Linked DNA regions of Homo sapiens: region 1 is linked to region 2. A link is an interaction called in ENCODE POLR2A ChIA-PET data of the cell type or tissue named here. Cell type or tissue: GM12878. All regions are shown on one strand. Links, peaks and the distances in the headings refer to the core of each region. The heading gives the core; the rest is flanking DNA.

Region 1 (11,014 bases), core at 1,219-9,218, 130 kb after region 2:
CTTCCCTCTTCACATCTCACTCCCTAGGGTGACTCTTAACACTCCATGGAAATCCTTGTTCCCCCTGAGTCTCCTCCTTAAACATCAAGCAATCCAGAATATTTACTGCTCCCATCAGGCTGTTATTCTATAGGATGCACCACCTGGCATCCCACCCTATTCTTTCCACGTTTCATTAAATTTTCTAACAGTCTTTCACTACAGTTTTTGTTACCTAAAATCTGCAGTTTCCTGTGCATAGCATAGGGCTTGTCACACAGTAGGAATTCAGAATTCTTTGTTGACTAAATGATACTCCATTCTTTCTGCCTCATCTCTGTCACATTCCCCTTGCCTAAAACGCCCTCCCGACACACCTGGTCACTATTAGTTTTTCTTTTTTATTTTCTTTTTCTTTTTTTTGTTTTGTTTTGTTTTTTTGTTTTTTTGAGACAGAGTTTCGCTCTTGTTGCCCAGGCAGGAGTGCAGTGGCACCATCTCGGCTCACTGCAACCTCTGTCCCCGGGGTTCAAGCGATTCTCCTGCCTCCGCCTCCTGTGTAGCTGGGATTACAGGCACCTGCCACCACACCAGGTTAATTTTTTGTATTTTTAGTAGAGACGGGGTTTCACCATGTTGGCCAGGCTGGTCTCGAACTCCTGACCTCAGGTGATCCACCTGTCTCAGCCCCGCTGAGTGCTGGGATTACAAGCATGACCACGCCCAGCCCCTTTATTAGTTTTTCATCCGATATGATTCCTCTCTGTTTCAGTGCCTGGCTCAGGTACTGTCAGCTTCTGGAAGCCTCCCAGTTACACTCTCTTCCCTACCTGAACCACCTCAGGATTTTGTTGGTGTCCCCTTGATGGCATTGTTTGTACTCTGAATGATATTGTAGTTCATTGTAAGCTCTTCTCACCTCTTTGCTTTTCCCTGCTAGAGGGTTATCTCCCTGCAGGCATGGACTTGTGTTTCTCATGGCTTCCTTATCAAGTAATATTTAAATGAATTGTGAATACTATGATAAAAAATAAGAATAATAGAATAATCATGGGACAATGTTTGAGCAGTGTATCAGAGCTTAAGGAGTTACTGAACAATTTAAAGAAATAACCAAGTGAGAAGATTTCGCTGACGAGAATATAAAATTAAATCACTGAAAGGGTGTAAAACCATTCCAATATCATAAGACAGAGCTCATTATCTCGATATACAGTCTACTTGGGAGTGGAATAAGAGCCTTTCTTGAAAATGATGTGTCCATGTGTAGTAAATTATTCTAATAATCATGGAGAAGTGAATACAAATCTGAACACTTGTTTTACTTTCTTAAGTTCTATACATCATAAACAAAGATATTTTCTAAATCATGTATTTTATTGAAATACCACACATTTATTCATTCAATTTTGCTTGTTTTTGTTGTTGTTTTGTTTTTTTGTGGGATTTTTCGCTTAGTCAAAACTTTGTCCATCAGAGAAGAGGCACATTGTCATGTAATGTTTATCAATAGTAATAACAACTAGAATGTCTTAGTCCATTCAGACTGCTATAAGAAAATACCAGAAAGTGGGTGGTTTATAAACAACAGAAATTTCTCAGAGTTGTGGAGGCTGGAAAGTTCAAGATCAAGGTGCCAGCAGATTTGGCGTCTGGTGAGGACCTGCTTCATAGATAACCATCGTTCGCTATAACTTCATAAGGCAGATGGGGCGAGGCAGCTCTCTGGGATCTCTTTAATAATGGCACTGATTTTATCCCCAGAGGGTCCTGCCTCCTAATACCATCACACTGGGGATTGGTTTCAACATATGAATTTGCAGGGGGCACAGACATTCAGTCCATAGTAGATGGCTTTTGGTTATTGGACAACTCCAACATTTCCAGTGTGTGATCAACAGTTTATATGATGTTCCATTTAAATCTCACTATAATATTATTTTACAGACTGAAATTGTGGTTAACTGTGAGTTGATTGCTGAGTGTCAGGAGCTGGGCTGCAAACCCCAGCCTGATAAATGTGAAACCCCTTGCCTTCCTGGGCAAACTGTTCCAAGCCAGGAACTCCTTCCCCACATTACTGCCCAGTGCCCTTTAGGAAATGCTTCCTGCAGTCACACTCACGATAATACCTGACTGTGAAAAGAAGGCAACCCACAGATCTCAATGTTCAACTTTTTTGTTGTTGCAGGAAGAGAAGTTAAACTTCTAGAGAAACCTAACAGACAATATCCACAACAGGTAAGCTATTTTATCTTTCCATGCTTTGGTGAGAAAATCTATTCTCTTCACTTTCTGTTAAATTTTCTATCATTTGGTCTTCTGCTACAGTTTTTATTACCTAAAACCTTAAAGCCAGTAGACACAGAAGTCCCCAAAGTCTCCTTCTTTCTGACTCACTCAGGTTTGAGTAGAATTGCTGTTTCCTTTTTACGTTTGTTTTTTGGACATACAATTCTAAAACGAGTGTGATAATGCATGGTTCAACCAAGTCTCCACACTGAAAAGATTTCCAGTTAATCTATCCCCCCGTCCCCAGGCAATTTCAAGCTTCTCCCGTAATGTCCATGCCTCAGAACAGTGGCTCTCAGCGTGTGGTCCCGGGACCTACGGCATCAGCCTCACCTGGGTACTTGTTAGAAATTCAGTTTCTCCCTGGAAGAAAACCTAGGCATTACCATTCAGGACATAGGTATGGGCAAGGACTTCATGTCTAAAACACCAAAAGCAATGGCAACAAAAGATGAAATTGACAAATGGGATCTAATTAAACTAAAGAGCTTCTGCACAGCAAAAGAAACTACCATCAGAGTGAACAGGCAACCTACAAAATGGGAGAAAATTTTCGCAACCTACTCATCTGACAAAGGGCTAATATCCAGAATCTACAATGAACTCAACCAAATTTACAAGAAAAAAACAAACAACCCCATCAAAAAGTGGGCGAAGGACATGAACAGACACTTCTCAAAAGAAGACATTTATGCAGCCAAAAAACACATGAAAAAATGCTCACCATCACTGGCCATCAGAGAAATGCAAATCAAAATCACAATGAGATACCATCTCACACCAGTTAGAATGGCAATCATTAAAAAGTCAGGAAACAACAGGTGCTGGAGAGGATGTGGAGAAATAGGAACACTTTTACACTGTTGGTGGGACTGTAAACTAGTTCAACCATTGTGGAAGTCAGTGTGGCGATTCCTCAGGGATCTAGAACTAGAAATACCATTTGACCCAGCCATCCCATTACTGGGTATATACCCAAAGGACTATAAATCATGCTGCTATAAAGACACATGCACACGTATGTTTATTGCGGCACTATTCACAATAGCAAAGACTTGGAACCAACCCAAATGTCCAACAATGATAGACTGGATTAAGAAAATGTGGCACATATACACCATGGAATACTATGCAGCCATAAAAAAGATGAGTTCATGCCCTTTGTAGGGACATGGATGAAATTGGAAATCATCATTCTCAGTAAACTATCGCAAGAACAAAAAACCAAACACCGCATATTCTCACTCATAGATGGGAATTGAACAATGAGAACACATGGACACAGGAAGGGGAACATCACACTCTGGGGACTGTTGTGGGGTGGGGGGAGGGGGAAGGGATAGCATTAGGAGATATACCTAATGCTAAATGACAAGTTAATGGGTGCAGCACACCAGCATGGCACATGTATACATATGTAACTAACCTGCACATTGTGCACATGTACCCTAAAACTTAAAGTATAATAATAATAAGATAAAATAAAATAAATTCAGTTTCTCAGGCCCCATCCCAGACCCACTAAATCAGAGGGTCCAGGATAACGACTAGTCCTCGAGATGATTCCAGTATACTCTCCTGTTTAGGACCCAGGTACTGTGAATACAGACCTTCCTTCTCTTTATTTCTCTCTGAGTCTCCTTCCCAAGCCCTTTACCATTTCCATCTTTGTCCGAACTTGCATTATAATCTTCTATATATTTTTACTCCAGTGGAACCAGCCTGGTCCCCTCACTCTGTGTCTCCTGAAAGTGGTGCATGCATTATTCTTGTTCCCCTTTGCAAATTCTAGATGGTCAAGCTGCCTCCTATCTGCAAACCTTATCTTCCTTTAAGGTTCATGCCATTGGCCTATTCTGTCCTTTTCCCTACTTGTTGCCTTTATCTGGGGACTTCCCAGTGGCTCTAGATCATTCAATACCATAGGCCCAAAGCCTTTCTGACTTTCTGCACTCTAGTCATCCTCACTTCCACTACATTTCACTTTCCATGGCCACATCCTGGACCATGTCCTTCATTGTAGACACTAATATGCCAATGCCACCATCTCTTATGGCTCCAAATTCTCATGCTCAAGGATGCCAGGTCACTGGTCTTGCTTTTGTTCCCCCTAACCTCATTAGGATCCTCACCCTGCAGGACTCTTTCTTCTTCCTTAGCCAACCTCTTGGCCACACAGCCCTAACCTTTTAGTGCAGGCTCCAGGTCCATTGCTTCAGCCATGCTTGCCAGCACTCTCAAGACCCAAGCCCTGTTGCCTTATACCTCAACCTGGGACCAGGGTAGTAACCCACATTCTATAGGCCTTTACCTGGATTGCCGGGCACTGCTGGGAGAGGGAAAGAATGCCAGAACTACATGCATTGGCATCACTCAGATTTTTGGTGGCCAGCTGAGGCCAACCCTCAGCACTGCTCAGCTGCCTTTCAGTCGTTGCTCTTCCCCTCCACCACACACCATTCCAAACCTTGTCACTTTGAGCTTTCACATCTAGCCCTTTCAGCAGACACCTTGCCCCTACATCAAGAAACTCACAGCTTACAGTCTTCCAGCTTCCCTCCCTGCATCTAGAACTGTCTCCACTTAAAATCACCCTTGCCTCTTTCCCTCTAGGCTCCAAAGGAAAAGTGTATATCTGTACATCTTTCTAAGGTGTATTTCTTCATTAGTGATCTTGACTTGATCCTAGATTTTCCCCCATTGTTTCTACTATTCTCAGTTTCTTTCAACTATCTTTTTCCTCCTTGGCTTATAAAAGGTATTTATCTTTCACCTGCTACGAAACCATCCTATAATCCTATATCTTTGTTCACTGTGACTGTTCCCTTCATCTTTTCCATCTCAGCCAAGCTCCCTAAGAGTTCTCTCTCCTCCTTTTCATATGCCCCATGCATTCCTTAACCTGCTGCAGCCCAGCATGCACCTCCACTGCTCTACAACCTTCCTGCATTTCCCACCAACAACCTCCTTGATATGAAATTCAGGTGCACTGTTCCATCCTTTCCTTATCTCTGAGGCACCTGACACTCTTTGATGGAAGACTGTCTCCTCTCCTGCTTCTTGATAATAAAGCCCAATTCCCTCCTTCCTCTCTGAGCATTCTTCCCAATCCTCCTTATATGCTCATCCTCCTCTGCCTAAGAGCAAACAAGCAGAGTTAAGACTTGCAGGCAACTCGCAAGCCCCACCCTCATGAGTTGAATAGTTGAGAAGGCAGGAAAGACGTCAAAAAATGAATTAAATAAAACTGTAAGTTGTGCTAAGAATGTAAAGTGAAAGGTGATATGAGGTGGAATAACAGGGTTTAAAACTGGCTGGTTTAGATTGGGTGGGGTGAGAAGGCAAAGGAAATAGTCTATGACAAGGTCCTTGAGATCAGGAGCAAAACATAAATTTTAAAGACTTGAAAGAAGGCCAATGTGGCCAGGGAAAGAAAGGGGGGACAATACACCAGAAAGCTGTGTATGAGATAGAAAAGACTTCATCTATTATTGTATAAGTTTCTTATTAATTTTAAGTGAGTTACTGCAGTCGACAATCATAATTCACTGTAGTTATGTTCTATAAAGTCACTTCAAACAAGGAGTTAGTGAATACTGCACAATTGCTCTCAGGGGAAATATGGGGTTAGGTTCCTAGAAGCCTCTGGTCACAATATTTTCATCAACTGATCAATATATAACTTGTTTTATGTGTGTTTCAGTTGTTAAAGCACTTTATTTGCATATGTATTGTTAATTCATTAACATTGAGCTCAGGGCTAACAGCACTATGACTCATTTCTGAACAAAGCTTATCTAACACACACATTTTCTCTGTAAGGCACATCACAGCATTCTTGCACCTAGGACCACTAGACAACACGTCAGCACTATGCCTGGGGCTATTTTTAACAGTGACATCACCAACAAAAAGCACAAAATGCAAACAATGGGTCCATGAGAAGAAACCCATTTACAGTATGGCACAGTGCCATCTTGTTTGAGCTCAGCTAGAAACATAAGCATCTAATGACTCAAAATATTTTGCCCACTCTGCACATGTCCAGGAATGGCCACACAAGCACCATGAGTATTGATTTGGGGGTTACAAATTAACGTTAGTAAGTCAGTGAATTCACAAATACAGAATCCACAAATAATGAGAACCAAGTGTATATGTAAAGCATATCGATGAACACCAGGTACATAAGAAGGAATATGTACATTTGATATTTTAATCATCTTCATTATTGCATGCTACTAAATATCCTGACAGCATGAGATACCTCTGAAAAGTTTTAGGCAGGGGAAGTGATAATGATCCAGATTCATGGCCTAAAAAGATCGTGACTCCTTTGTGGCAAATATGTTAGCCAGAGACACTAGCAGGTATAGGTGATAGTAAGGCGATGTTGCAGTCAGTAATCCAGGTACAAAAGAGATGATGCTGTTTGAGGACAGGGCAGTGGGAGTGCACATAGTTCTCCTGGAATGTGCTCTGGAAATCTACCAGAACCACTGTCTGCCCACCTTTGCCCACAAGCCTTTTCTAATCTTCCTACGGTTACTCCGGAGCTCCTTGTCCTATATAGCATATTATATGACATATTTGAATCTAGTACTTATGACACTATATTAGTCATGTATCTATATACTTGTCTCCTTTCCTGGACAGTAAACTCTTTCTACATCCCTGGAATCAAGTTCGGTACTTGGCACATAATAGGTGCTCAGGAAATATCTGTTGCCTGAATGGTTGGTGAGTCATTTAACAAACAGCAGAGATCTTCTACCTCTTAGTGTCTTAGCAATTAGCAGAGTGTCTTACCCCTAGTAGGGGGGTGTTTAAGGCCTCTAAACCGTGCTCAGTCTTTCCAAGTGCAAAACCTATTTTTACTGTACTTTAAAGGAATATTGGGTTCCAACTCTGCACACGTAGGTTCATCTACAATTAGGGGACAAATTGTAGGTTTTTTCTTGTCTTCCGACCAGTTCTTGCTTCCAGTCTTGAGTCCGGAAAAACATTTATAAAATAAAATAGTTGGGTGGGATAACTTCTAAGATTCTTTCAAATCAGAGCCCTATATCACTCTGCTAAGGCTACCATAACAAAATACTCTAGACTGGGTGGCTTAAACAAAAGAAATTTATTTTCTCAGAGTCCTGGAGGCCGGGAGGTCCAAGATCAAGAAGTCGGCAAATTCGATTCCCGGGAGAGCTCTTTCCAGCTTGCAGATGCCGCCTTCTCACTGTGTCCTCACGTGCCCTCTCCTCAGTGTGCTCTGGACCCACCAGCACCATTCGCTTTCGCTCACAAGCCTTTTCTAATCTTCCCGAGGTTGCTCAGGAGGGAGTGCTCTCTCTCCTCTTAAGGCCACCAATCCTCTTATGTTAGGACCCCACCCTGATGACCTCATTTAACCTTAATTACCTCCAGAAAGCCCTATCTCTAATTACACTCACAATGAGTTAGGGTTTCAACATGTGAATTTGGGGGAAGACACAATTCAGTCCACAGCGGGTACTGTAAGACTCTGGGAATTACCCTGAACTAGTTTATTCCAAGCAGGTGGCCCTGAGCTGTGCTTCCTTTAAAATCTATTTGTAGCCTTACCAGACTATATTATATAAACTCCTCTCCACATGGCCACCTCTAAAACTTCCTCAGCATTTTTAGAACTTAATTTTGTCCAAATGCTTCAAGTTTCTTCCAGATGTCTGCCATCTCCCAGATACAGCTACTTAGCAAAATCAGAGACATTCCCTGTCATGGAGACACGGCCCAGTTCCCATGTGGTTCCAGGGAAGATTTGGTCAAAACATTGCCCATTTCTACACAGTGTCTAAATGGAACTAGCACCCAATGGTTAAAGAATATTCTCAGCCAGGGACAGTGGCTCACCTCTGTAATCCCAGCGTTTTGGGAGGCTGGGACGGGTGGATCACCGGAGATCAGGAGGTCGAGACCCGCCTGGCCAACATAGTGAAACCCTGTCTCTACTAAAAATACAAAAAATTAGCTGGGCGTGGTGGCAGGCACCTGTAATCCCAGCTATTCAGGAGGCTGAGGCAGGAGAATCACTTGGACCCGGGAGTCGGAGGTTGCAGTGAGCCAAGATGGCACCACTGCACTCCAGCCTGGGTGACAAGAGTGAGACTCTGTCTCAAAAAAAAAAAAAAAAGAAAGAAAAAAAACCGAATATTCTCGCAGACAATTGCCATGAACATGCAAACGGCCAACATTTCCTAAGCACCTACTATTTGCAAGACACATATTGCCAGCCCTGTCACATGCTTAAGTCATGTGATCCTCATAGGACCCTGACCAGTACTTCTGGTAATGCAGCCATAAAAATGAAAGTTACCATGCACTGATGCCAGGGGTGTCTGACTTTTTTATTTATTTATTTTTTTTGAGATGGAGTCTCACTCTTACTGCCCAGGCTGCAGTGCAGTGGCGCGATCTTGGCTCACTGTAACCTCCGCCTCTTGGATTCAAGTGATTCTCCTGCCTCAGCCTCCCAAGTAGCTGAGATTACAGGTGTCTGCCACCATGACCAGCTATTTTTTGTATTTTTAGTAGAGATGGGGTTTCACCAAGTTGGCCAGGCTGGTCTCGAACTCCTGACCTCAGGTGATCCACCTGCCTCGGCCTCCCAAAGTGCTGGGATTAAAGGTGCGAGCCACTGTGCCCAGCCCGGTGTCTGACATTTTTCAGCAGATCCTTTAGTAATGATTGATGCTGAGCTTGTTAGAAACACAGGCTGTCAGGCCCCACTCAGAGCCAGGTGGATTCCTCATGACCCAGTGCCCTGTGCTCCTATCTGTCTACAAGATTCCACCCCGTACACACACACACGTACACACACACACACAGACACACACACTAGTCTTTATTCATTAACAAACTACATCTTGTCTGCTCCAAACAGGAGCCTACTTCCAGGAATTTACAGTCCAGAGAATAGGGACATAGCTTCTCAAACTTTTCCCTTAAACTGTCCCCACGAGGGTACAGGAGGATCTGGGAGGCTGGGGAGTGTGGAGAGGATGACCACAAGCTACTGGCAGAACTTGACATCTCTGTGTGCCTTCCGTTTCATTCTAGTCATTCACACAAATGTTGCCTTTTCACCCATGATATTCTGAGTTAATTTTATATAACAAATAATGGGCTTCTCCCCCCAAAACCTTCGCATGGGGCCATATTTATTTTGTGGCTTACCTTTCCCTCCCAGCTCATGGCCATGTATCCTCATGTAGAAGGGGGGGCTCTGAGATTGGCTCACAACACGGGCAGCCTCTGGATCTGGGAGAAGTGCAAGGTCAGCCATGGAGGAGGAGCAGCACCGGGTCTAATCTGGGGGAAGGAACAGGACCCCCTTGACTCCACAGACACCTTCCTCCCCCAGGCTCTTCCACAGAGTTATTGTCCAAATGTACAGTGGGCAGAGACCAACCCAGATGGAGTTCTGATGTGCAGTGATTGTGTGAAGAGGCCTCTGTAGAATTTCAGGAGCCTTTTGACCCCACCATTGCTTGGCCAGACCAGAATAAACCCAATGTCTAGCCAGTGCTAGAGGAAGCCCTGGTCTCATCAGGCTTAAAGGTGACAGTAACTGTGATGGTTAATATTGAGTGTCAACTTGATGGGATTGAAGGATGCAAAGTGTTGGTCCTGGGTGTGTCTGTGAGGGTGCTGCCAAAGGAGATTAACATTTGAGTCAGTGGGCTGGGGAAGGCAGACCCACCCTTAATCTGGGTAGGCACCATTTAATCAGCTCCCAGCGAATATAAAGCAGGCAGAAAAACGTCAAAAGGTGAGACTAGCCTAGCCTCCCAGCCTACATCCTTCTCCCGTGCTGGACACTTCCTGCCTCAAACATCGGACTCCACGTTCTTCAGTTTTGGGACTCGGACTGGCTCTCCTTGCTCCTCAGCTTGCAGATGAGCTATTGTGGGACCTTGTGATTGTGTGAGTTAACACTTAATATTACCTCCCCTTTACATATATGTCTATCCTGTTAGTTCTGTCCCTCTGGAGAACCCTGACTAATACAGTAACCATCTAAAATACCACATCACCTACTTCATAACCTTGCCGCATAGCACAACACCTACACTACTTGGGCCATAATTTTTGTTTCTTTTTTTGTTCTTTTTTTTTTATTTTATTTTTTTTTGCTTTTTGAGACACAGTCTTACTCCATCACCCAGGCTGGAGTGCAGTGGCCTGATCTTGGCTCACTGCCACCTCCACCTCCCGGGTTCAAGTAATTCTCCCACCTCAGCTTCCTGAGTAGCTGCGATTACAGGCGCACATCACCACACCTGGCTAATTTTTGCATTTTCAGAAGAGATAAGGTTTCACCATGTTGGCCAGGCTGGTCTCGAACTCCCGACCTCAAGTGACCCACCCATATCGGCCTCCCAAAGTGCTGGGCTTATAGGCACCCAAAATTCTTGTTTCTGAGGCTTTTTATTTTATTTTTTGAGACAGAGCCTTGCTCCATTGGCCAGGCTGGAGTGCAATGGCACAATCTTGGCTCACTGCAACCTCTGCCTCCTGGGTTCAAGTGATTCTCCTGCCTCAGCCTCCCAAGTAGTTGGACTACAGGTGCACCACCACACCCAGCTAATATTTGTATTTTTAGTAGAGATAGGGTTCCACCATGTTGGGTCAGGCTGCTCTAGAACTCCTGACCTCAAGTGATCCGCCCACCTTGGCCTCCCAAAGTGCTGGGATTACAGGTGTGAGCCAC
Region 2 (11,014 bases), core at 913-8,912:
TCACTATGTTGCCCAGGCTGGAGTGCAATGGCACGATCTTGGCTCACTGCAACTTCTGCCTTCCAGGTTAAAGCGATTCTCCTGCCTCAGCCTCCCCAGTACCTGGGATTACAGGCACACACCACCATGCCTGGCTAGTTTTTGTATTTTTAGTAGAGACAGGGTTTAACCATGTTGGCCAGGCTGATCTCAAACTCCTGACCTGAGGTGATCTGCTCGCCTTGGCCTCCCAAAGTGCTGGGATCACAAGTGTGAGCCACCAGGCCCGGCCTACACCACTAAATTTAAAATGTTTAAATACCTGCTGGTTTTCTCACTACAAAATAATATATATGTATACCAAAAAAAGGTTTTTAATAAAAAATAATAAACTTATTAAATGACCTATGTAAATTTAAAACCACCCAAAGATAGCCCTTAATAACCTTGCTTTGTATTTTTATAAAATGTTTCTTAGGTATGTTTGTGTATACATATATGCGTGCTATTCTCTCTAACATATGTACGTAATATTCTCTCTTTTCTCTATATATATAAATATCAAAATCACTGGAATCATCTTTTATTTTTTTGAGACAGAGTCTCATTCTGTTGACCAGGCTGGAGTGCAGTGGCGCAATCTTGGCTCACTGAAACCTCCCTCTTCTGGGTTCAAGCAATTCTTGTCCCTCAGCCTCCCAAGTACCTGAGATTACAGTCACATGCCACCATGCCTGGCTAATTTTTATACTTTTCAGTAGAGACGGGGTTTCATCATGTTGGACAGGCTGGTCTTGAGCTCCTGGCCTCAAGTGATCCACCCGCCTCAGCCTCCCAAAGTGCTGGGATTACAGGCAAGAGCCATCGCACTCAGCCTGGAATCATCTTATGTATACCATTTTATAACTTACCCTTTTCACTTAACATATACTTGTAAACATCTTTCTAAGTCAATATAGTTGTATGATACAATTTAGTACATCCTTTGAATGAACATTTAGGTTATTACACAATTCTTTCAAAGAAACTAATTCAGCATAAATATTCTTGTAAGTCCTGATTTGCATCCTTAATTATTTTCTAAAGACAAATTCCCAGAAGAAAAAAATGCCAAGTAAAAAGTTATATAGATTTTTAGGGCTCTGAATACATATTGCCTGATTAGGCTTCAAATGCTAGATCACTTTACATGCCCATCAGCACTCTATGGTTATTTTCTCACACCTTGACATAAAGGCTGAGTACATATTTGTTCATTGTTTTTCTGTGAGAGGTTTCTTTTGCCAATTTAATAGAGAGAAAATGCTCTCTTGTTTAATTTTGAATTTTTTTTTCAGTTGCCAGTGGGGTTACTAGTAGTATCACATTCAGTGATGTCATACTTCTTTTTATTGTAGCAGTGTGAATCTGAAGCTTAGAATTATGCTATCAGTTCTTGACAGAGCAGTTCTTTGGTTTGAGGCTTTACATGTTTGACATTTTTAAGGTCTAGCACATCATTTTTCTTTGATATGAACAAACAAATCTCAGAGTAGATCAGCTTTTGTTGTATTATGTAAACTTTGAGAAAGTAAATTGGCTGCAAAAACTATTTTGAATTCATCTGATGTGATATGCAGTCTCATTTCTCAGCCTATGAATAATTTGTTGTAATATAGTTGATCTAATTTTACTTAGGAAATCAACTATCCACTGTGACCAAAAGAGAAAACTGATGGAGCAATGTATCTTGTTATCTATTGATTAATATTTATTCAGTGACCATGTGATGTGAATACTAAAATGAACTTTCTTGGTGATACACTAAATTGAACTTTCTTGTTGATACACAGGGACTATTAGGTGAAAAATATGGGAATATCCGAATCCCTGGAGAAGTTGAAGCCTCAGAGTTTGAAATGATTTTGGATGCCGCCATAGAGGCAAAGCTGGAGACCAAGTTGCTGGAGGAGTGGTACTGTCGAGATGAGAACTCGGTGCCAGCAGCCTATTACCTCAGACCCAAGTCAGAAATGCTGAGAAGCAATAGAAATGCAGTAAGCTGCCTTTCCCTCAAGCCTATGGATCTGTCCATTACTACATTTGTTACCATTTATGTCATCCGGGGTGGTGCTGCACAGAAAAGGCAGAGTAGACAGAAAGTTACTCTGCCCTAGGCCCCAGGTTTTCCTTTTAACAACTAAATCCACACTGATCCTTAGGCAAACACAAATGAAACCACAATGCCATATCACTTTACACCTGTTAGGATGGCCATCAAAAAGTCAAAAGATAATAGGAGTTGGAGAGGATGCGAAGAAAAAGGAACCCTGTTACACTGTTGGTGGGACTGTACATTCGGGCAGCCTCTCTGGGAAACAGTATAGCAGTTCCTCAAAAAATTAAAAATAGAACTACCCACTTCTGGGTATATATCCAAAGGCAATAAAATCACTGTCTTGAAGAGATATCCACACTCCCAGGTTCATTGCAGAATTGTTCACAATAGCCAAGATATGGAAACAGTCTAAGTGTCTGTCAGCAAATGAAAAGATAAAGAAAATGTAGAAGGAAATTAAGGAACATTTATATACACACATACTGTGATATTATTCAGTCTTTTTAAAAGAAAGCAATCCTACCATTTACAGCAACATGGATGAACCTGGAGGACATTATGCTAAGTGAATTAAGCCAGGCCCAGAAAGACAAATACCATATGATCTCACTTACATATGGAATCTAAAAACGTTGAGTTCATGGTAACAGAGAGTAGAAGTGTATTTACAAAGGTCTGGGATTTAGAGGAAATAGAGAGATGTTGGTCAAAGGTCACAAACTTTCATGGTGTCTATAGTTAATTATAAACCTGAAATTGGCTGAGAGAGCAGATCTCAAGTGTTCTTACCACCCACCAAAACAAAGGAAATTATGTGAGGTAGTGGATTTGTTAGTTAGCTTGATTGTGGTCACCATTTCACAGTATATACATAGATCAAAACATCACATTGTGCACCTTTAAAATTTAATGAAAAAAACTAAATCCAAAGCTAAGAAACTATAAATTGTCACTCACCTTTCCATTTAGCATCTCTGACTTTCCTTCTAGGCTAATTTTCCTTCCTCCTGAAGTATACCTTTTATAAGTTCCATCAATGAAGGTTTACTAGTGATACTGATTTTTACTTATTAATATTGGTATTATTAAACAATAATTTAATGAAATAATTTATTATTAATTCTTAATATTAATTGGTTAAAGTTCCATTAATGAAGCTCCCTTTGCTTCTCTGAAAAATTATTGTTTTGCCCAGTTTTCTATAATGTGTCTATTTGTTCTGATTGGTATATGTCATGCTTACTGTATCTGTGAATTCATATAGTCTCTTAATTCTAGAAAATTCTCAGTCATCTTCTCATCAAACAATGCCTCTCTTCTGTTCCCTCTGTTCTTTCCTTGTGCTCCTTAATTACATTTGCCTTCAGCCATCTCAATCTGTCCTCTACAGCTTCTAATTCTCTTTCACATAATCAATGAAAATAGATCATTCCACATGATCAGTTAGGTTTACCCCAATATTCCCACCCAGAGAAACAATATTCATACAGATAATTACGTTGAATAATACATGTGAGGGTGAAGAAGAAAAAAAAAAAAAAAAAATCAAGAAAATTGATCACGTGAAACTGATCATAATCATATCATCATCATAATCATGATCAGTTTCACATGATCAATTCTCTTATCTCTGTGCTGCTTTCCAGAAGATAGCTTCAGATTATTTTTCCAGTTCACCAATTTTTTTCTTCAGCTGTGTTCATTCTGTCTATACATTGAGTTTTCAAGTTTGACAGTTATAGTTTTTATTTTGTGAAAGGTTCATGTGTGCATTTGTTTTCTGTGGGAGGAAGTCCTTTGTAAAATCTACCTAGCTATTATTTATAGTCTCTTTTTAAATTTTAACTTAATATTTTTTCTTTAACATCTTAAACAGTTCATTTATATTCATGCATCTTATAGAGAGTGATGGAATGAGACTGATTCATGCTTGAGCATCATGGAAACGTTATTATCTACTTTCCAACTTGGCTCCCAAGTTTATGATAGGTCCTTTAAAAGCAAATGAAAAAGGAAGAGGGGAAAGGTGGACCTGTTCATTGAGTAGAATATTTAGGGAGATTGCAAAGAAGGCATGGATATCCAACCCTCTGCCAAAGAGAATGTCCTTGATTCAGTCAGCACCCAGGCAGTTCCAAGAGCACAGCTGTGGGTTATCCGCAGTTCTCCACTTCGGGATCTGTGTATTTGTCATTCTGGTATCCAACATAACACATTTTCTCTGTGCAATGGGAAATCATATCAGAATCCTTGATTTTTCTTCTTCTCCCTCACATATATTATTCAAAGTAATTATCTATAACAATATTGCTTCTCTGGGTGAGAATATTGGGGTAAACCCAAACCATTTCCCAGTTAAAGATGCCAGGAGTAAATATAGATAGCAAAGAACCTGATACCCCAAGAAACCAGTTTCTACCATGATCTGGGGGATTTTCTCATATGTTACTATTTAATTTGCTTTAATTGTTTCTTCATTTATCTTTATGATCCACTAGGGAAATTGAGATTATTCCTAAAACCCCACATGATATTTCTGCATAAATTATTATTGAATAAATGAATGTGTGAATAAGATTATCAAGACTATATAAATGTTACTTTATTGGTAGGCAGTCCTCCCATTTTATCTCCCAGTGGACCATCAAAACAAATGAAGTTAAAACAAATAAAGACAACTAGATATAACATAAGAGCACCTCCCCTTTAACTTTCTCTCCGCTTTGGAGGACACCAGAGATTATTTTCTTATGGCATTTGTATCAAAACTCAAAAGGGAAAAGCATGGTATATAAGAAAGTCTGACAAACACACCGTATTTGGATCACACCCTTGTGTAACTTGGTCAAGTTCACATGCAACACAGAAATAATTTCTAACTTTCAGGGTTATTGAGATTAAATTAGACACTGTCTGTAAAGCACCTATCATAGTATTGGCACATAGTAGGCCTTCAAATAATAGAAATTTTCTTGTTCTTAAATATTATTTTTCTTTGATGATTGTAAGACTAATTTCTCCCTTTTACATTTCTATAGATGCAGCCTTCTACCAATGCTGAAAACGAGAAGACATGGCAAGAGATATCAGATGAGATCAAGAAGATATTTAAGGCTGCTGTAAAGCTGTTACACGAAAAGGGTAAAATGAAACACAGCCAGGCTAAGAGGTACCTGTTCTCAGGTAATTTTCCCATACCTTCAGTAAAATAAGAAATATATCATTAATAGGTACATCTACTGCTTCCCTTTAATGCCCTGCAAATTTAATCTCATTTACTGCCTGGTGAAATTTAATTTTTCTAAATGTTCCCATGTTCTGGAGAAGCAAATGTTCTTTTGTTTTAATTATAGAAAAGCCTTCCCTTAACTCTAAGGCTTCTCTAGAAAATGTGATTTTAAAAGAAGCCAGAGGTGGCCCCGGATATAATTGACCATATTCTGCCATGATTTCTCAGTTGAGCTGTTCATTCATCACTTACCCGCTTATCCAGCAAATATTAATGGATCTATTGAGTTCCTACGTGCCAAGCACTGGGGAGACAACACTGAGTAAAAACACAAGGTCTCAGGCCTCCTGCAACTTATTTTTTTAGAGGGAGGAAAAATATTCATAAAATATATATTCATAAATGATAGCCAAGTAATCAAATAAATGAACAAGATCGTATCAAAAGTGATTGATAAGTATTATGAGTAAAATAAAGCACAGTCATAGGATAATAGTGACTGATAAAGGATGTGGGGATCCAGATTTAGATGAGGTGGGCAAAAAGGAGAGGACTTTGGACCTGAATTACGGAAGAAAATCAGAACTGACAGTGCCATATGCATCTAAGGTAGAGAATTCCCAGCAGAGGGAGCAACAGATTTAAGATCTCTGAGACAGGAACGTGCTTAGCTAATTCCAGGAGCAGGAAAAATAAAAGATAGCTTTACTTTTTTTTTTTCTTTTTTTTTTTTAACTTTTACAGAGAGGGAGAGATGAGGATAGAAGTTGGGCACAGGCCATAATAGGAAGCTTGTGTTTTATTCTGGGCGAGATGGGAAGCCATCAGAGGGTGTGGCACAAGGGATTTGGTAGGATCTAATTTAGCATTAAAATAAAAACCTCTCCAGCTATTTGGTAGGCTCAAATTTAACATTAAAATAAAAACCCACCCAGTTATTCAGGTATACTTCAGTCTATACCATACCAAGCATTCTGCGTACAGAGGCTCACCTGTTGGCCTTTCTCAGCCATGGAAAGGAAGCTTTATCATTAGAAGTTGCTCAGGAAATTACAGAACTGAAGGAATATGTCAGTCATAGTTTCCAGGGAACAAACACAACTAGTAAAAGTAGTCAGATGTGTAGCATTTATTTTGAAAGTTGATAGTAAAAATTTATAAAGGGAAAAACTATAATAGCTGCGTTTTCAGATTGGTTTTGAAATGGTGCGGCAAAGCATTCGTGAAAACCTAAAAGGCACTTGGTAATCATTCTCACTGGATCCATGTGGGTGAAGCTCAGAGAAGTTACAAACCATTTTGACAAATTCCAGAAGGAAGCTGTTTTTAAAAATTAGGTCTTATTTAAAGTCTTCCTGAAAATACCACAATCGTCAGGAATAAGTACTGTATTTAAATATATAGATCAGGGTATATCCTTGTTCCTTTGGAACCTTTAGATCCACCTTTGAGGCTCAGGCTCTTCACCTTTATCAAAGACAGAACAACCCTGTTCCTTCAAGAGCTGTCTTAGAAAAAAGTACCTGGAGTGAAGCTTTCCTATTATTTATGTAAAAAACACCAGTCTGGGGAAGTCATCCTCTTATTTACAATCGCACAGCTCCAGTGTTTGGTTATTTCCCTGGCAAACACTTGTCCTAGCTTTCCCCACACAGTGAAGAACTGTGTCCACATAGATAGCCATGTGAAGATGAGAAATTTCATGTGAGCCACTACAAGTGGAGTGTTTTCTGCTTGGGGTTATATCTCCTGAAGATATACATGCTCATGACAATTTTACTTATTTTACGTTCAAACTCCTTTTAAGATCATGTCTGCACAATCAAAATTGCTGACGTGCCAACTCTTTCAAATGGATATAGTATATATTATATTTTTAGAAATCTTGAAATAAGAATACTGGATAGAACCTGTTAAAGGTGTATTGTTTATGTTTGAATGTAATTTTTCACACTTCTAGTTTCACCTTTTTAAACAACAGGAGAGGACGAGAAATAAATTAGACTCTAAAATGGTGCCCTTCTGAGAACATCAAAACTCAGTGGCCTTGGGAATCGTAAAGAAATTAATTTCTCATGGATAATAGTTACCAGGACTGGAAACCTATTTCCACCATTACCTTCAGTGGATGCTCTCACTGGTTAAATTTCAGGACATTAAGGAACATGCAAAAACAGAAAATAAATATAATATTCTAATAATGCCCTAAAATTCTAAAATTTATAATATTTATAGATAGGCATCAGAAACTGTGAATAAAATTCCCATAAAATCATAAGCATGCACTTCGCCTCTAAAAATAACTCTGTAGAGTTGCCTTTGTATCATAGCTCTCATTTATTTAGGTATATTTAAGTCTATACCATACCAGGCATTCTGTGTACAGCATTTATCCCCCCTGAGCCAAGCTTAGATGGGCTCTGCCAAATTAGTTTATCTGTATTTCTTTTTTTGCTCCATTTGTGATCAACACTTCTGCTTGATACATCCTTTTCATAAATGTGATAACAATGTCAAGTTATAGTTGAATTGCTTTCTGGGAGTCAAAGGTGGCAGAGCATATCTCTGATTATAATGCATTATATATAGATACTACAGTTTGACCGCTTCCTTTCTCTTCATGATGCTCTCAGAATGTAGCAAGCTGTTAATCCAACCTGCTAGCATTTTACACAGATGACTAGAAAAGAGATGGGTCCAAGGCTGCTTTCTGTAGTAGCTCATGATGTCCAGATTTCTGGCATCTTCCCTTATCTACATTATAACAAGTTCTTACTCTTCCTTAAAAAGAATAGTAGACATATGTTTATAAGCTCCTTTAACTGGCTTCCTTAACCAGCTTGCTCAATTAAAACCATTTGTAAAATGTACTGATGCTCATGACACAGCTTACTAGGCACTGGTAGCTATGAAAATATCTTTTTCATTTAGGTTGAAAATTTCCATTGAAAGGCTCTCATTACTGAAAAAATATTATCACAAGAGTTCCACCGAAAGGAACCATTTTTAAATAAAATTCTCACCCTTCTTAATAGTTACATTACAGAATATATGTATATATATTCTAGATTTTGCTTGACATTGGAGTTATGACCAGCATGTAATTTTTTTCAATTTATGGCCAGACCAGCCCTGTGTATTCAGAGCCTCCCTGACAGAAATTCACAATCTGAGATCAAAGCACCTGCAGATTCTGTGGCTGATGAGGGCCAACTTCCCGCTCACAGATGGCTGTCTTCTTGCTGTGTCCTCACAGGGCAGGAGGGCAAGGGAACTCTCTGAGATCTCTTTTATATGAACACGACTTTCATTCATAAAGGCTCTGCCCTCATGAACTAATTACCCAAACGCCCCACCTCCTAACACTATCACACTGAAACCTAATCAGGTTTCAACATATAAATTTCTGGGAGACACAAACATTCAGTTTATAGGGCTCCATAATGGATTATTTTTCTCAATGTTCTGTTTTCTCTCACCATTGTATCCTAAGCGGCTGTCATCGTGCCTGGAATATAAAAGGTGTTCAATGAAGAGCAATTACATGAAGGAAAGGGATGGTGAAGGAGGAAGAAAGGAAGAGCAGCCAATTTTAAGAATACTTGCTTTGTCATTCATTTCCATTAGCTTATTTTACATATTTTTAATTTTTCCCTGCACAATGATGTTTTCATTACTACTGACCCAGTTTAAAATTTTCTTATGGGGACACAAATTATTTATAATATATATGTACTTGTGTGCAAGCATATGTATTGTAAGCCATAATACGGTATATGTTAGAAGAAATGAAGTTATATACTAAGTCACTTTTTCTGTACTTGTTCTGATGGATATTATAACAGTGACATAGATCACCCAGATTGATCAGTCATCAGAATATAATTATATTTTGCCTTAAAATGTGCTTTTGGGCTGGGCGTGGTGGCTCACACCTGTAATCCCAGCACTTTGGGAGGCTGAGGCAGGTGGATCACAAGGTCAGGAGAAAGAGACCATCCTGGCTAACACGGTGAAACCCCATCTCTACTAAAAATACAAAAAATTAGCCGGGCATGGTGGCGGGTGCCTGTAGTCCCAGCTACTTGGGAGGCTGAGGCAGGAGAATGGTGTGAACCCAGGAGGCGGAGCTTGCAGTGAGCCGAGATTGCGCCACTGCACTCCAGCCTGGGCGACAGAGCGAGACTCCGTCTAAACAAAAAAAAAAAAAGAAAAAAAAATTTGCTTTTATATTGATATTTGATCATATCTGACTAGGACTCAATATACCTCAAACAAAATGGTGAGGTCACTTTGTTAAGGAAAGACTGACAAGAAACGGTTAACTAGTTACATCCTTCAGCCTCCTCCTCTTTCTTTCCTGGCCCAGATGGGTCCCTGCTGTTCCCTCTTAGAACCTCTGAAGTCTGAGAGGAAAACTGAGCAGCAATTAGAAATAGTAGATATTAGAAATATCCACTATAACTTTGATATGCTTTCTTTATTATGCTTATGTCCAACCTCTTCCTAAACTTGGGGAGAAAATTAGATAATTTTATGTAAAACCTGTTCTCCCGGGTTGCTGGCTGATTAGGAAAAGACAAATAGGAAATCAAGAAATTATTCTAAAGATTACTTCGCTACAAACCATAAGCAAAATAATTTACCACTAATGACTAAGTGTTGACTATTGAGAATGTGGGTGTGTTGCTCCTTTGTTCTAAGCAATAAACTCCTTCTTATATTTTCTTTCAGCTATAGAGGATGAGTTTGACTTTGCTCTGGGAAAACAAACTCCAGCATTTCTAAAGAAGTGTGTTTGCTACATTAGGAAAATTGCTAACATTGAGCGCTTTGTGAAAATCCCAGAGATGGGAAAATACATGGATATAACTGGAACAGAACCGAGGATTATTCGGGACCCAGAAGCCCAAGAGAAGCTGATAAAACTCAGGGATGAATTTATTCCTACTATTGTTGCATCATCTAATCTGAGAGTGTACACATCTGTTACTCATTGTGACATGAAACTAGGCTACTCCCAAGAAATAGAAAATCATTACATCGAAGGACTTGGTAAACAATTTTATGAGGACATGATTGATATAATTCAGGCAACGATACAACAGAATTTTGACACTGAAACTGATACACTCTATGATGAAATCCTTCAACATTCATCATTATGTAAAACATACGCCTCCTTCTATGAGTACAAATGTGAATCTCTAAACATAGTGCATAACTACATTCTTCCAAGCAAAGCTGGACACATCAACCCTCTTATTATATATGGTGGGCCATGCACTGGGAAGACCCTTCTGCTAGCTGAAGTAGCAAAGAAGGTAAAAGCCTATTCTTTCCCGTGTATATTTGTAAAAACTTGTACTTTTGGAAAATGGTAAATTAATCAAATTCATTTCTACTTTCTGAGTTTACTATGTGAATTATAGTTGGTCTTTTAGGAGTGAATACTGCAGTGCTTCTTTTTTGCTGGTATAACAGTTATATTGAGAGAGCAAAACTCATGGGGTACAACTGGAAAGCAAGTTTATTTTTTTCTTTCACTGTTCAGACTCATGTTGTGGGCTAGTTCCCATCCCTCACCCCATTTGGATGAAAACCCAGGCCAATCTCAATAACTGTTCTCATTCCTTTCAGACAAGGACAAGCCCTCTGGTCACTCCAGTCTGCTAAATCAGTCTCCGTTCAGTAATGAGTATGTCCAG

Evidence for each region. Peaks named below come from ENCODE experiments on the same cell type or tissue, not always from the same donor. Only the 100,000 strongest peaks of a DNase experiment are listed, where the experiment ranks them.
Region 1: POLR2A ChIA-PET joins it to region 2 with 12 read pairs; 2 of 35 experiments call an interaction of 5 or more read pairs at or near these places.

Annotation. Positions count from the first base shown.
Region 1 is chr4:37,555,857-37,566,870 of GRCh38, forward strand. It overlaps PGCKA1 (PDCD10 and GCKIII kinases associated 1), which reads left to right. Exons shown (of 4, transcript NM_001104629.2): 2 at 2,171-2,220. Among named protein-coding and RNA genes, the nearest start is that of PGCKA1, 110 kb to the left of the region's middle. RefSeq lists an enhancer at 4,793-5,294. In GM12878, for the core only: no CTCF peak of the experiment used is centred there; a DNase peak (open chromatin) is centred at 6,055.
Region 2 is chr4:37,428,761-37,439,774 of GRCh38, forward strand. NWD2 (NACHT and WD repeat domain containing 2) reads left to right here. Exons shown (of 7, transcript NM_001144990.2): 4 at 1,812-2,015; 5 at 5,116-5,260; 6 at 10,041-10,630. Among named protein-coding and RNA genes, the nearest start is that of PGCKA1, 20 kb to the right of the region's middle. RefSeq lists an enhancer at 2,627-2,921. In GM12878, for the core only: no CTCF peak of the experiment used is centred there; no DNase peak of the experiment used is centred there.